Regions from separate parts of the Homo sapiens genome. Here region 1 is linked to region 2. A link is a loop called in an ENCODE intact Hi-C map of the cell type or tissue named here. Cell type or tissue: Calu3. All regions are shown on one strand. Links, peaks and the distances in the headings refer to the core of each region. The heading gives the core; the rest is flanking DNA.

The links. Hi-C counts contacts between places; a loop is a spot of excess contacts. Peaks named below come from ENCODE experiments on the same cell type or tissue, not always from the same donor. Only the 100,000 strongest peaks of a DNase experiment are listed, where the experiment ranks them.
Region 1: a loop joins it to region 2, with 2.6 times the contacts of the local background. A loop is called at or near these places in 1 of 110 quality-filtered maps.

What each region holds. Positions count from the first base shown.
Region 1 is chr6:81,556,684-81,564,971 of GRCh38, reverse strand. No RefSeq gene overlaps it. Among named protein-coding and RNA genes, the nearest start is that of TENT5A, 190 kb to the left of the region's middle. In Calu3, for the core only: no CTCF peak of the experiment used is centred there; a DNase peak (open chromatin) is centred at 3,741.
Region 2 is chr6:81,443,392-81,451,679 of GRCh38, reverse strand. It overlaps LOC105377871 (a long non-coding RNA gene), which reads left to right. Exons shown (of 5, transcript XR_007059658.1): 5 at 5,620-6,438. Among named protein-coding and RNA genes, the nearest start is that of TENT5A, 310 kb to the left of the region's middle. RefSeq lists an enhancer at 1-315. In Calu3, for the core only: no CTCF peak of the experiment used is centred there; no DNase peak of the experiment used is centred there.

The sequences.
Region 1 (8,288 bases), core at 1,340-6,339, 110 kb before region 2:
TTCAAAGAAGAAAAAACTTAGTTAGTGATCCTAAAAATGTATTAAGATTATGATCACATTTGTCTTCCAATATTACTTAATAGACTCCACATTTTAAAATTATATTGGTACATTCAACTTGGATGAGTCTCAAGAGAATTATTGCAGGTAGACAAAGCCATTATCATACATAAGGCATGATTCCATTTGCATTACATTCTTGAAATGACAAAATTAAAGAGGGTGAAGCATGGTGAGGGGCCCGAAGGTGAATGTGGTAATGAAAGGGCACAATGAGGAATCCCTATGCTAATGGAGCTGTTCTGTATCCTGACTGTGGTATTAAATACACAAATCTACACATGTGATAGAATTGCACAGAACTGAATACACACACACACATATGCAAGCAAGAACAAGTTAAACTGGGGAAATCTGAATAAATCAATCGATTGCACTGACATCTATATTCTGCTTGAGATATACTACACTTCTGTGTTTTTTTTTTTTCCATTGGGGAAAATTGTATAAAGTTTACAGGGAACCTCTCTATTTTATTGCTTACAACCAGAAGTGAATCTACAATTATCTTAAAATGAAAAGTTCAATTACATAACAACAATAATAATTTAAATTTTATTAGGTTTAATTGTCATCAGTTTCCACAAATACTGATAGGAAACTGGGAAAATGGCTCATGGTCACTTGCACTCTGAATTTGGCAAAATGTTTCAATTCTCTTAGTTATAAGTGTAAATAAGGAAAAATATAATAATCATGCTAGATCAAGGGCATTTAATTTCCTATTAAAAAAAAGATAAAAAGACCAGGTTTAGAAATAGCTCTTATTCTCTTCAAAGAGTATTGTCTCCCATATTTCAGTCTTATTTAATATTGTATTAACTATTTCTAGGCTGGGTGCAGTGGCTCACGCCTGTAATCCCAGCACTTCAGGAGACTGAAGCAGGTGGATCACGAGGTCAGGAGTTCACGACCAGCCTGTCCAACATGGTGAAACCCTGTCTCTACTGAAAATACAAAAATTAGCCAGGCACAATGGCAGGCACCTGTAATCCCAGCTACTTGGGAGGCTGAGACAGGAGAATTGCTTGAACCCGGGCCGCACAGGTTGCAGTGAGCTAAAATCATACCACTGCACTTCAGCCTGGGTGACAGAGTGAGACTCCATCTCAAACAAAAACAAAAACAATGCAAGCAAACAAATAAAAACTATTTCTAGATAATAATAATGACAGCAGTAAAATATAGACATGCTTAAAGATTAAAATAATAGCATATATTTTAATTTTTAAATTTTAGAACTGGGTCCATTTTTATTTGAATGATAATCCTTTTTGGGAAACTAAAAACATTACTAGAAAACATTAGAGTGCAATTTCTGCAGAACAGATGTTTAAAGAACTGTGGGAATTCCTAATTATAGACGAGATTGTAGTTTTCAAATAACGACAAAACACAGTTGCTCAACAATACCAAATACACAAACACGTGCACAATTAATTAATGATTCTAAGAGGAAGAGTGTTCCTGGATCTTTGATAAATCACTGGAAATTTTACATTCTGACACAATTTCTCATATAACCAACCTGCTAATTGGCAACTCTAGGCTGCCAATTTTGTTTCTTTTTCTCCCCAGAGATCACCTGGAAGAAGCTCTTATGTTGTACCTATATCAAACCATTTATTTTGGCATCTTTTTGGAGCGTTGATTTTTTGGGCTTTATTGATTTTGACTTACTGGATGACAATTTTAGATGTTAACGAACTTTATTTGAGGCTTGCGTGGTATATTTTAACACAAACCTTTCATCTGTGAACTATTAAAGCCAATAAAGATTGGAGGATATAAGAAAGATAGAGTTGTTTATATTCTAATTCTAATCTTCTTTTTATTTATTTTGTTGACTTATTTCTGGATTTACCAGGGTAGGTTTCACTCTATTCAATATCCTCTTTTATCTGGGAATTAAAACCTACCACAAAAATTTACCAGGACTATTAGTATAATTTATCATACTTAGAATCCATAAACTACAGTTATTAATTCCCAAAATAGTAACTTTTACAAATTAAAATTATTTGCACATAGCTGTATTCAACATATAATATATCATTATAAACAACTTGTTTCTACTCATCTATTCAGGTCTCCTAGTATCCTACCAGCAAGGAGCAAAGTATTGCCTTAGAGATGGATATTTAGTGAATATAGCATGGAAACTGGAACAATATATGAACTGATAGCTTTGCTTTGGGATAAACTTCTCTGTTGGATTCTATTCTCAGAAAACTTCTGGAAACATATCTATGTGGTGTGTAGTTTGAGGGAAACTGTACTGCAGTAGTTACTCATACAATAAGAAAATTCTATATTCTAAAAATTTGAGACCAACTTTTATTTGTAAGTCTTTATGTTTTTACTGCATTTTGATAATCTCTTTATTTTTCAGAAGCATGACTATTTCTAACATGGACTTTGAGCTCCTTTTAAGACCAGTGGGAGAGAAGCAGTCTTTTATGATTTCTGTGCACTGAGTCATAACATACCAAGTTGCTGGTGCCAGAAACTCACACTAGACTCAATCCCCTTAAACAGCCTCTCCAAACAAGTCAATGAAGGGCTCCTAGAACTCTAATTTATGGTATCTCATACATCGATAAGAAAAGTGCTGGACTGAGTTCAGAAAGAAGGGTCAAATGATGACGATAAGAGCAAACAATTTCAAATTGTAATTGCAGCTGACTACAAAGTTGCTGGTAGAAAATACAAATCAGAGAGAACTACATAGTCATAACTAAGCCAGGCTTCCTTTTTTTAATTGCCTATTTAAAAAGACAACACTTTCACACTTGGGGGAAACTCTAAAGTGTTTGCATCTTCTCCATAAAATATACAGTTACAAAAACTAAGAGCTCCTTCTTGTCATGTATTTTCAAGGAGTGATGAGACTCTTTTATTTGAGCTGATTAAAAGCACTAAATACTTTTAGTGAAGGATAAAGTGTTCCTATGATGTTTAGTTACTGCTGTTAGCCTGCGCTGGACTTGAGCTGTCACATAGCAGTGCTGTATAGTTTCATTCTGTTATTCCCACAATAATGCAATCTTTCTAGACATCACTGTGCCACTTCATTGCTCGCCATTATCTGTTACCATTTAAATTCCTTCTCATTTTAACTATTGTAGTCTTTACAATTATTTACCAAAATTAAGGTAACAAATTGAAAGGGAAAATACAATGTCTCAAGTCTTACTTGCTTAGGAAGAGATTGAGTCTTAGTAGATTCGCTAGGTGATAGAAAAATTCCAAATATTAAAAAATACCTCCAGCATTAGTGGACTATAAGATGAAAAAGAAAAATAATGTATCTATGTCTTTTTGAAATAAAAAGAAAGTAGCTATTATATGTCCTGTTTCTTCTTCTGTCCAATTTATAACAGGGTGAATCACACTCAGTCAGGGAAGCTTTTTGCCCTATTTCAGACAGAATTTTCACAGGCATTTCTCTTATCTAAGCCTCTCTATGAACCTTCCCTCTATTTCTGTTACTTTATCTAATTTGGGAGATAAGCAGGCTCAAAAACAAACAAAAAGAGCTGCCAAAGAAATAATAGAGGCTTTGTCTCTTTTCTGAATTGGAACCTTCCTACCCGCTAATGTAGTCTAAATTAAAAAGCAGTGAGTCACCCTTTTCTATTATTTGCATGAATCCCACACCTGTTGTCCACCTTTGCAGAAAAGGTCACTCTGAGAGTGATGACTCATGCTGCCTACCCTCTTCAAGGACTTTCTAGCTGTCCATGCTCATCAATAGCATCCATAAAATTCATTCAACATGACACTTTTCTTCAGTCTAGGTCCTAGAAATCAGTAGACCTGCGCTGTCTCTGAGTAAGGATCTTCTTATTTGACTTAAATTCCCCTGAGTAATTCAGGTATGTGATGCTAACCCCAAGTACCCTAGAAAAAGCCTTGAAAGTCAGTATGTGTAAAGCAAACCACTTTTGATTTGTTAACAATTGAAAAGGCAATAGCATACAGTATCCTCCATTCTTTGTCAAGAGAAAATTTGAATTTATTCTGTTGTTATTGTTTAAGAGAAGTGAGATACTGTGATAAATTTACATTTTTGCTTAGGATGATAGCAATAGTTATCATGTACTACATGACCATTACTGTGTAAATGATTTAATTCACTATCATATTTGACCCTCACCCAAAGACATAGGTGCTGCAGTCTCCTTTTCTTTTCTTTTCTTTTCTTTTTTTATTATACTTTAAGTTTTAGGGTACATGTGCACAACGTGCAGATTAGTTACATATGTATACATGTGCCTTGTTGGTGTGCTGCACCCATTAACTCATGATTTAATATTAGGTATATCTCCAAATGCTATCCCTCCCCCCTCCCCCCACCCCACAACAGGCCCCGGTGTGTGATGTTCCCCTTCCTGTGTCCAAGTGTTCTCATTGTTCAATTCCCACCTATGAGTGAGAATGTGCGGTGTTTGGTTTTTTGTCCTTGTGATAGTTTGCTGAGAATGATGGTTTCCAGCTTCATCCATGTCCCTACAAAAGACATGAATGCATCCTTTTTTATGGCTGCATAGTATTCCATGGTGTGTATGTGCCACATTTTCTTAATCCAGTGTATCATTGTTGGACGTTTGGGTTGGTTCCAAGTCTTTGCTATTGTGAATAGTGCCGCAATAAACATATGTGTGCATGTGTTTTTATAGCAGCATGATTTATAATCCTTTGTGTATATACCCAGTAATGGGATGGCTGGGTCAAATGGTATTTCTAGTTCTAGATCCCCGAGGAATCGCCACACTGACTTCCACAATGGTTGAACTAGTTTACTGTCCCACCAACAGTGTAAAAGTGTTCCTATTTTTCCACATCCTCTCCAGCACCTGTTGTTTCCTGACTTTTTAATGATCGCCATTCTAAGTGGTGTGAGATGGTATCTCATTGTGATTTTGATGTGCATTTCTCTGATGGCCAGTGATGATGAGCATTTTTCATGTGTCTTTTGGCTGCATAAATGTCTTCTTTTGAGAAGTGTCTATTCATATCCTTTGCCCACTTTTTGATGGGGTTGTTTGTTTTTTTCTTGTAAATTTGTTGGAGTTCATTGTAGATTCTGGATATTAAAAGGTCTCTTTTTCCTGAAAGAAAAAAACTGAGGTTTGGGGAAATTAAACAGTTTATCGTCACACAGCTAATAAGAACTGGAGGTGTAATTTGAATCAAAGGCTTTTCTTCTCCAAAGTCTGTGTTCTTTTCCACCTTACTGTACTACCTCAGAAAAAAAGAATCATACTAATTCTGAATCCGCTTTAACTGAATTTATGATCATTTAGTCAGGCAGAGCTAGCATTTATTCACTCTTGTACTCTGAGGCTGAATTTATTAATTTAACAAATATTTACTGAGTGCGGGTTATGTACCAAGTGATTTTCCTCCTAAGTTCTTCAAATATTTATCAATTTTAGTAATATAGACACCAGTTTCAAGACATAATACTTATTTCCCAAGCCAAAATCAAAGACAATGACTTCATCTATTATCAGTTGTTGGAACATTTAGCCTATTAGAAACATTCTGTTTCTTCTTTCAGGCTTGAGTATGAATCTGAAATATTATACATCTTTTTGAAGCAGACTCTTTAAAGACCAAAATTCCTAGTTCCCACCACAAGATAATTAAAGCCATCACTATTGAAATTTTTTAAAACTTAAAAAAAACTTAGATTCCATGGTAGTTATGTTACACACATTTAAGTTGCATGCCTTGTAACTCTATGCCAAATTTAAAATCCCTTTTTCTCCATTTTGATGGAATTAAACTGCTTTTGAATCTTTCCACGAAGACCAGCTAATCTTACTACAAGTTTTCTCAATCTCTAAAATATGATGAGTGATATTTATGAGAAGAATCAGAAGAAGACTAAGTAAAGTTAATAAACAGGAAAGCAAAGAGAGAAGGACAAAATAATAGCCAAAGAAAGTAAATGAAATTTTAAAAGACTGGGAAGAAGTGAAGAAGATGCAAAGTAAGGGCAGATTTCTAAGCTCATGGAACATCAGGGGCAGCTTACAAAGAATCCTTTTTTTGCCTCTCTTAGCATGATCTTGTACATATATTGACAACTGAAGTTCATCAGTGAAAATCTCATTTTTGCTAGCCCTTTGCATGTCTCAAATAAATGAAATGAGGCTTATGGCTACTTGATAACAGTTATAATACAGGGTATACTGCTAAGGAGCTGTCATAGGGCCTTGCTGTCCCTGAGGTGCTCCTGAGCCATCTAGAGAATGAAATAGATGTAAAAATAAATAAATAAATAAATAAAATTAAATTAAAAAACCCCTCTCTGCTCTTTGCCTATCTCAGTGCAATCCTTCACTTATTTATTCCCTCATTCATAGTTGTTCATTCATTTAAGAAATATACACTGAGAACTAAAGAAAATCTACTGGGCTCTACACAACGATTTTTAAAAAGCACACACAGGATATTGCCTAAATACTTCCACATTAAATACCTTCTCTGAGTGTTTTACCGGACTGTCAACCCCAACAAATACAAAACTAAGCTCAGTTTGCTCTTCCTACCATGCCCCATCACTAATCACCCAGTATTTCCAACTCCACCAAATCTGTTCTTCCACTAATATCTCACATTTTTGTTACTGGTAAAAACCATACCTTTGTCATCTAAACTAGTAACCTCAGAGTCCTTTTCTGTTTTTTTTTTTGTTTTTTTTTTTTTTGGCTTCCTCTCTCTACTTCTCTAATCAGTCATTAGGTAACTTTGATTCTGCTGCTGATTCGATCTCCTTCTCTCCACCCTCTTATCATCTCTTACCTGAACTTAACTGAGATATGCTCCTATCCAATGTCTCCTCCAGTGCCTTTTTTTCCTCCCTTTATGTACATGGTAGCCTGAGCAATGCCCCTAAAATTCAAATTGCATCATATCACTTTCTTGCTAAACATCCTACTCCTCCTTACAAAACAAGAAACAACATCTCTTAAAATTATACAGAAATGCCTTCACATCTATTTTATTTACATATCTATCTACCTATCTAATCTTTTTAACTTTTATCTTAGCATTCTTTTCCATGAATGCTTGGCTTGCATTATGTTGTAATTTTCTTGAAATGTGTGTTAGAAGTCATGTTTTTAGTACTTTACTTTATGGGAAGTAGAAAATCGTTGAATTTATTTTAATAAGTCAGAGACAAGACCAGGGTGTGATTTACAGGGATGAATAGTAGCACTTTGAAAAATGAACCAAGAAGTTTCTAACTTGGAGGCTAGAAACTGAAGGAATGAGCTGCAGTAGGTGGTTACTGCAGTATTGTTGAAGACCTGAGCCAGGGCATGAAAGGAGATGAAGTGAGATGACATGCATGAGATAAGGTTATATATGAACTCACCTGAGCTGTTATGATTCATATTATCAGGTTGGTTGCATGGCATAACACTCACAATGGAAAATAGAAGGAGAAGAAAGAGTAGAGAATCTATTAGGCTTTTCTTAAAAGTTAATGTGAGGAGATTAGTAGAGAAGTGATATGCAGAAAACCACTATAGAAATAAATAAGAACCGCTTGCACTTAACATAGGCATTGTATAAAATAATATTTCTAAGATATTAGCGTATCTTTTGGTCACCAAATATTTCAACCATTGCTTGATTTAATTTTACAGTATTAATTTGTTAGCAAACATTTTATACAATTTTCAGGAATAAGTAAATTGCGAAGAGTTATACTTCTTTCTAATTTAAAGCCTGAAGAGTTATACTTCTTTCTAATTTGAAGCCTTGTTTTATGCTGAACACTGTATGCAGCCCTGTGGAAATAAATAAACACAAGATAATCCCTACCCTCAAAGGAAATTACAAACTCATTGAGGATTTTTAACAAGCAAAAAATAAATCTAAAATTTAGTCAATTAAGTAGAAAATTTAGGCCCCTAAACACTTTCCTCTTAAAGGCATATAACCAAAGCATGAAAAAAGGGATATTTAATTCGTTTTGCTTAATTTATTGGTTACCTACTAGAACTAGAGGCCCCAAAACACTAAACAAAAAGAAAGTATTCATGGGAAATATTCAACATGCAAAACATGCCTGCCAAGAAACCAAACAACCCACACACAGCCAATAAAAGTGAAGACTCTTACTTCTTACTCTAAATGCCTCCAGACTGAAACTGTGTCAGGGGGAGAACATTTCACAGCTGTAGAACTTCTTTTTAGGGAGATTT
Region 2 (8,288 bases), core at 1,928-6,927:
GCTACCTTGCTCTATCTTTACATGCGTCCACTGAGTACTTTTATTCATTCATGTATTCATTTGTTGATGTACGCATTTGTTTATTCATATACTCAACACATTCTTATAAGGTCTTTAATGAGACTGGCTGTGGCAATAAACTGGGGATACTGTTGTGAACATCTGAATAATGCCCTACCACAAAGGAACTTACTGTTTAGTGCAGGAGACAGATACCAAAACATTATCACAAGATTATGATAACCACGAAAGCAATGATTATTATAAAGAAAAGTAAAAAGCGCAAGGAGACTTTAACAGGAAACCTGGTTTAACTGAGCAGAGCTGGGAAGACTATTTTGAGAATGTAGCAAAAGATGAATAGAATTTAATCACTTGAAGAGTTAGGAAAAGAGTTTGCTGACTAGGCAAGAGCAAGTGCAAAGTCCCTGAAGTAGGAATGGGATTGGAATAGTCGACGGAGTGTGAGGGGTCTGAGTGACTGCAGTACAAGTGATGGAAGAACTTCATGCTCAGGTATGCCACTCACGATTTTATGGGTCATGATGTGCTTGTCACCTGCACACAAGCCCCATATAACAGACCATTCAAAGTCCCGCATCTTCAGTATCCAGATCAGTGTTTTCCAGTCTTCCTTGATGATAAGAATCCTCGGGACACTTGTGAAAATTCAGTTTCCCAGGGTCTTTTCTTGAAAACTGTGGTGCAGTGGGGCCATGGTAGGGCTCTGAAATGTGTAATTTTAAAAAATTGAGGTTTTTAAAATTTTATTTTATTTTTTTGGAATTTATTAATTTATACAATGTTTGGATAATTCTGAACTGATATGAAGAACAACAAATGGCAATCTATACAGTAGAATTCCCTAAACTCCCACATGTTTTGTTTTTGTTCAAACCAAACATTGCAGGCTGGTGTGCATATTAACCTGTCTTTGAATGTTGATTACATAAATCTTTGCTTACTCCCCAATTTGACCATAAAGCAATGAATCTCAACTCTGACTTATTGTCACAATTTCTACCCTTACTCCAAGACTCTCGGGTTATAGCCTGGGCATCTGTTGCTTTTAAAAGCTTCCAAGCTAACCTTGATCCTCAGCCAGGATTGCCAGTCACAACTCTTGAATGTTTGTGGAAGGAGGCAGTATGTCTTACTCTCTTTGCTGCGCTCTTAGTGCCTACTCTCTGTCCTTCAGCTAGAGTAGGTTCAGTAATTTGGTCAAGCAACTGACTCACCCTCCCTCCCTGCAGTATGATCATGTACTTGTAAAACACATGCAATCAATTATGTCCACCTCTGCACTCTGAGTAAGGACTGTCCCCGGAAACACAAGTGCAGAAACTGTCCTGTCACTGACAGAGCAATGTGCCATCCAGTGGCAGTGATCTGAAAACCCAGCTTCTGATTCTTTTATTGATATACATTTGTTTGAATGATATACATTTGTTCACATCTCAACAACCTTTTTTTAAAGGGTAAGTGTAATTTTAGTGTCTTTCCTAAAAATAGCAAGAGGTTAGTAGTTTATCAAGGAAACTTCAAAAAAAAGGTACAATGTGTTCACTATATTTTTTTAAAATACAAAAAGTTAGAAAAAGGGAGGAAGACATATATCATCTGTTAGTTCATGGCTGAAAATGACCCCTATTAATTGTAGCAGTTTAGGGCAGTAAGACATAGTACTGGACTGAATTAACGGTGATCGTCCCCAGAAAAAAGGCCAGAACAGAAAGAATATGGTAGATTCAGGACCAGGCAATGGTCACAATGACCAAGCAAGTGAGAACAACTGGGGGTCAACAAATTTGCAAAGAAAAGCTATGGGAATCTAAGAGTCTGTGATAGTCAGAGATCCTTGGGTACAGAAAGGCAGTTGGTACTATAAAAACCGTGATTCATGTAACAGGATCTAAATTGCTGAGCTGCACAAAGGGAAAAACACAACTCTATTCTAACTCTGTTCCAGTGGTTTGGAGCACTAGTCAGGTTATAGTAGGAAAGTAATCAAAAAAGTGACTCTGACCATGGAATAAGACAGGTTCATGTTACCATTGAGACCCAACTTGCAGGAGCCAGTTCAGAAGGCCAAAATTAAGATTCACAATTTACTTATTTTACAAATGGCAAGTGTTTATGCATTAATACCCAGAGTAACTTGATGCTGGTCCCAGTGTTTTGGACTTGAGTCCCCTAAATTTCTCCTGCTCAAATTAAGTATCATATTTCTAAGCTGAAAGTGAACATCTGAGCATGTGTTTTGACGGTCAATGTCTTTTGCTGCAGGAAAAGATACATATGTAGGCAGGAACGAAAAGAATGGTTACAAAAGATAGGATGAGTTTTTGAAATCTTATTTGCTATTTTGCAGCTATTTCTAACTTCTTAACTATAATTTTCTATTTTTGATTTGTTCCAGAAAGCATCACCTTCTCTTGTCAGGAACAGGGACTGACTGTTCCTCATATATGCCCTGTATTTTTCCACCTTAAAACTTTTGATTAAGTAGCTCTCTCCACCCAGAATGTCCTCCTCATTTTCATAAGTTCGAATTCTAGTTCTTTTCTGAGACTTAGCTTTTATCCTCCCATCTATAAATGTATTTCTGTTGCCAATTGTCACAACACTTTTCTATCAGTTTTCTCCTACTTTTACACACAATGCATTATTGAAAACATGTTAAAAAATCAATGGTACTAGAAGTCAAAAAACAGGATTAAATGTTTCATTCCCAATGTGCCAACTATATTATAAATTTTACTATTTATAATATAGTTTCATATTATAATAACTATATGGTTATTATAAGTATATTATAAATAAAATTTATAATATAGTTAATTAGTACATGATGATCTTGATAATATTTTCCAAGCATGTTATTCTCTTATTTAACAGTTGAGTATCTGGTTTATTGTCTTAATTTTCTAAGACAGTTTATTTTATAGATGTCTAAACTATAATTTAAAATTTTTGCACATGTGATAATGTATTTTCATAAATTTTATTGAATGTGAGACCAATACTTCTTTTATTTTTATTTATTTATTTATTTATTTTGAGACGGAGTCTCGCTCTGTCACCCAGGCTGGAGTGCAGTGGCGCGATCTCGGCTCACTGAAAGCTCTGCCTCTGGGGTTCACACCATTCTCCTGCCTCAGCCTCCTGAGTAGCTGGGACTACAGGTGCCCACCACCACACCCAACTAATTTTTTTGTATTTGTAGTAGAGACGGGATTTCACCATGTTAGCCAGGATGGTCTCAATCTCCTGACCTCGTGATCTTTCCGCTTCGGCCTCCCAAAGTGCTGGGATTACAGGCGTGAGCCACCATGCCTGGCCCAATGCTTCCTAATTTTAGTTTCTTTTTATATATTTTACCACTTGTATAAAACAGTAAGTCAAAATGCAGTTGAATATTTTATTAACTACACAAATAGACATTGCTATACAAACAGAGATGGAATACTGCTGAATTGGACCATTGACTAGCAGGTGTTAGCTAGAAAGACTAGTTCTTTACCCTTTGTCTGCAAGCTTGAATTCAGCCATTATAATATAGAAGTGACAATATATAACTTATGAAAGAGTAGATCACAAACAGTATGAACATAATAAGAATCAAGATCTTTCTCTTTGTGCTTTATAATACATTGTTTTGATATGACATTTAGGACTGATATTTAGGTGGTATTCCCTGGCACTCTATGACTGGTTGGTTCCCATGTACTGCTAATTATTTTGTATCACCCCCTCAATACCTGCATTATCTTCCTTGCTAGGTTGTGAATTCCTTGTATCTATCATAGCACCTAGCACAGTGACTTGTGGGAAAAAATCCCACTTGCACTGGTATAGCACTTAATTATTTTCCTAATACTTTTGGGAACATGATCTCCTTATATGTTAACAACAGCCCAGAGGTTGCAACAGGGGCCCAGGTGTGCCGAATGTCTACGGGGCGCAGGCAGAACACATGTCTTTGTAATTGAAAAATGAAAAAACAGAAGAATGGAGACAGGTGACATGCCAATATTTATAAACTAATAAGGTCAAACTAGGACATAAATTAAAAATTTTAAGTTCTTTGTACCAGCGGGTTTTAATAATGATTTACTGGATGCCTGTGTGAAACCTAAGTAGTCCTTGTTCCCTGTCCATAGTTAACAACTTTTCCCAAGGTATTTGGTACCCTGTCAGATTATGTCTCCCACAATGCTCAGGGCTGAGTCCATTCAGAAACATGAGGCACTGGCCTAGGGCCTTGCTACCAGTGTCTTCTTATTCATACCAAAAGGAAGCAGGAGGAATTATGTCACAAGTAAGGAAGTAGTTTGGAAACAATACAGGAAAATTGTAGTTTAGGTGTTAATACATACACATATATAAATTTCTAATGGGAACCATTTAAGGTTTTTCACTAAATAAAAAGGACTGCAACTATATTATTTTGGATTAAATGGTGGGAATTTAGCATTAAACAAAGTGAACTGAGCAGGTAAGAAATCTAACCCACTCCCTTTTTTTTGAAGGGGATTGGCATTAAAGCTTACTGTTGTAAAGAGCTCTAAGACTGTGTAACATTGCTCATATATAGATTTTTTTTTGTCATTGTGGCTTTTTATCTATGAAAGAGTTTAATCTCCTCTTTGAGGAAGAGAATAATCAGCTCTAACCTCATTGGGTAACTACTAAGTGATACTAACTGCCTTTTTGTGTATGTTGAGGAGGGCCCATGAAACCTGATGCTAACATGTAACTCTTAATAGGGGACAAAAGCTCTTGGAATATATTAAATTCCTCCTAATGAAAATCTGTACCTGAGAAAGCATGGATATTCTCTGATAAATTAATTTTCTCCAAAATCTGGAACTATTCCAAGATACATGTTTTTGAGCCAATATTTTAGTCAAAGAGTATTTACCCTGACTTATCCCAGTAAAGTAAATATTTCTCAATCTCCTGATCAAACATGTGTTGATATATTTTGCTTACAGTAATATGTAAGTGAAAGATAAATGAGTTATCTAACAGATACAAATGTTGGCCTTTAGTAATTTGGTGATGTCAGATGCAAATACTCTTTTCTCGATATTTCTTCTTCTTTAGTCAAAGACTTTAGACAAATAACAAGTTTTTATTTTGAACTACTATCAGTGAAGATAGAGTAGCACGCAATCCTAAAATGGGAACATTCTAGCATTTGAAAAGGAAATTCTGCAGTTAAGGAAGTTGAAAAATACTTATAAGAAACTATTTTAGAAGTTCAAAAGGCAAGATTTGGCTACTACAGACCCAGTGGGAATAAATCTGACTGAATATGTGAGGATACAAAGAACACATCCTTCTTAGGAAGAATTGAAATCCATTGTAAAGTTAGGTAACAATAATGACTTGTGAATTTCTGAGTTTGTTCTTCTCCTGGTAGAGAATACATTCCTCATATATCTGGCATAAGATAGCTTAATTTCCAGGCAAGAAGAATGCTTTCTTTTCCCCTTGGTAGTCTTCAGTGTGAGTTTCGCTTAACTGATGCTGAATAGAACACATCATAAAAGAATATTTGGTTTACAGGACTCTAATAGTTTTGTCTCTTATCTTTTCTCTCTTCTCTTGTAGGAGACAGGTTGTAAAGAATGGTTCTCAGTGCTGCTTTCATCATGAAAGACTGAAGAATCACTATTGGCTCATTTTATAGGAAAGAAATACTTTCACAGAAGAGCATGCCTATAGTAACTTTGGAAATATTCCACATCTTGGAAGAGCTGGCTTAGGATATAAAGAAACTTGAAAATAAAAAAAAATGGCCTAATCAGAAAATATTTAGTTTTTGCCATAAACTATATCAAACATGTAGACATAGTACACATGGACTTGCTTCTTTTGGTTTTCAGTGCCTGTAACTTATTAATAAAAGTCAGTGGAGAACATCTATCCTAAAATGTTTAAATATTTTTAGCTTGATTTAAGATGCATTTGGTTTGAAATAGGATATGTGGTATGTAATGGAAAACTGAAAGTGACATGAACAGAAATATTGATAATTAAGACATATCAGTTACAACATACTCATTGATCTCATTGATTTGAAAGTAATTTGCTCAGCATAATGTGTATTATCTTAACATTAATTTATGGCTTCTTGCTGATTGAGTGAAATTCAGCTTAAAATAAATCACCAGTGTCTACCCTGACAGCAATAGTAGGCAAAAAAAAGAGGACCGAAAACTGAGCAATTTTTCTTCCATATGTCTCTAGACTCTGTATCACTGTCGATTTAAAAAGTCAAATATTTGTGCTCTGTCTGGCTCAACTAAAGTTAAGTGTGGCATTGTACTGTTTGCTACCCAATAATCTGTGATTAATTTTCAGAATGACCCTTTCTATTTTTCTTCATATGTGATTTGCCAAGCCAATATTAAAACCACATTTGCTTAATCTTTCTCATGTTTGAGTATTCAAATACTCAGGAGTTCACTGGGGGAATCTGACAAATGATTTGAAGAAAAATGGACAAGTGTTCCTGGGGCAGGTTTTATGGGAAATGGGTGGAGGAAAGTGGTTGGGTGGGGATTTAGTTGCAATTTGTCCTAGATTCTTCTAGGTCTTTAGCCTTATCACATACTAGCAGGATATAATACCATTTTAGAGCTGGAATTATTCATTGTGTTGATTTTCTTGACACAACATCAGCAGAGTATTAGCTTTTGTGCTTTAATAATAAATTGTCAAATTTTCAGTGATATCAAGGACTATTTGGGAAGAATTATCTTATTTCTAGGAGCCAAAAAAAGGCAATACAGAAAATGTACAGAGAGGGATCACTCTACTATGAAACTTGGTTCAGCTTAATAATGGATTTAATCTTTTAGTCAGGAAATATATAATTTATGATCACTGCTATATAATAATTGCTTTCAAAATACTATAATTTCTTTAAATTTTGTTTTTTCTTTTGGAGATTAATTTTATTTATGTATTTTTTATTTTATTTATATATTTTATTGATTTTATTTTATTTTTAATTTATTAATTGTATTCATTTTTATTTATCTGCTTTTCCTATTTTTAAAGCCTGAAAATTTTATTATGATAAATATATTTTTATATAGAAAATCTAAAAAAATGCAGAAATCCATAAAGATAAAAATGAAAATGAATTAAAACTCCACAAATAGAGATTATTGTCTATTCTTACAGGTTTTTTGAAGAACATATACACATGTATTTGTCCACTCACTTATTAAATATTTATTGTTTGTCTATTATGAAGCAGATACTACCATGCTAGATATCTACTCTGTTAATTGAAAGTGTTTTTCCATTAACAAAGTTTGCAAGTTGGAAACACAGATGAACAAAAACTAAACAAACATATATTTAGTATTACTACTTGTGATACTAATATAAAAGAAACAAGCAATAAAGGTGCCATGATTGAGAATAACAGGGATGTGAGGCTAACTTAGCTAGTATGGTTGAGGAAGGTGCTACAGGGGAGGTAACAAAGATGAGACCTGGAAGCAAAGACAATAGCCATGGGCTTAGCAGGAAAAACATTTCAGTTGACAGAAACAACCTATGACCTGGTTATATAAAGAAATGTGAATGTTTGCCTTTGGTTCTGTTATGCCTAGTAATAGCTATTTGATTTCCTAGACCTAATCTTCTGAATGTGTTGCTGGTAACTTGCTAACTGGCTAGTCAGTAGATGACAGTGTTAATGGTGTTTTAATCATTTAATCCAATTCCAGTTTACGTGAAATATGTTAATGTGAAATATGCCTATTGTCACAAAAATTAACAACATAATGCAGAAAATATTGCCAAGATGGCATAAGATCAAATCACAAAGTTTAAGAAGGCGACATGTTCTGAAGTCACCATAGCTCTTTACTTCAGCTGTTTACTGTGAATGCTCACAATATAAAAAATACATTTTTCAATATATTAAAGCCAGTGTGTAGATATAACTGATTCTAAGGTACAAATGGCAATATCTTCTTATTCTTAAATTTGTACAGGACAATGTGTACTAAAGGAAAATAGGCTTTCTCAAAAGCTGAAAACCATATTTTTGTGAAGTAAATTGAGGTAGAGAGACTAGTCCAGCTGTTCCCTTATCTTTTATACATAAAGAGACATGGTATATCCAGTAGGTACCAGCATTCTGCATTCCCCTTTACAATTAACTCAGCAAAGAGCAAACACTTCATGTTTTATCCTAGAGAAATCTCATAATACTCTTTGTTTCATAAGAAACTGCACCTTAAAGATATAAGGCCTAC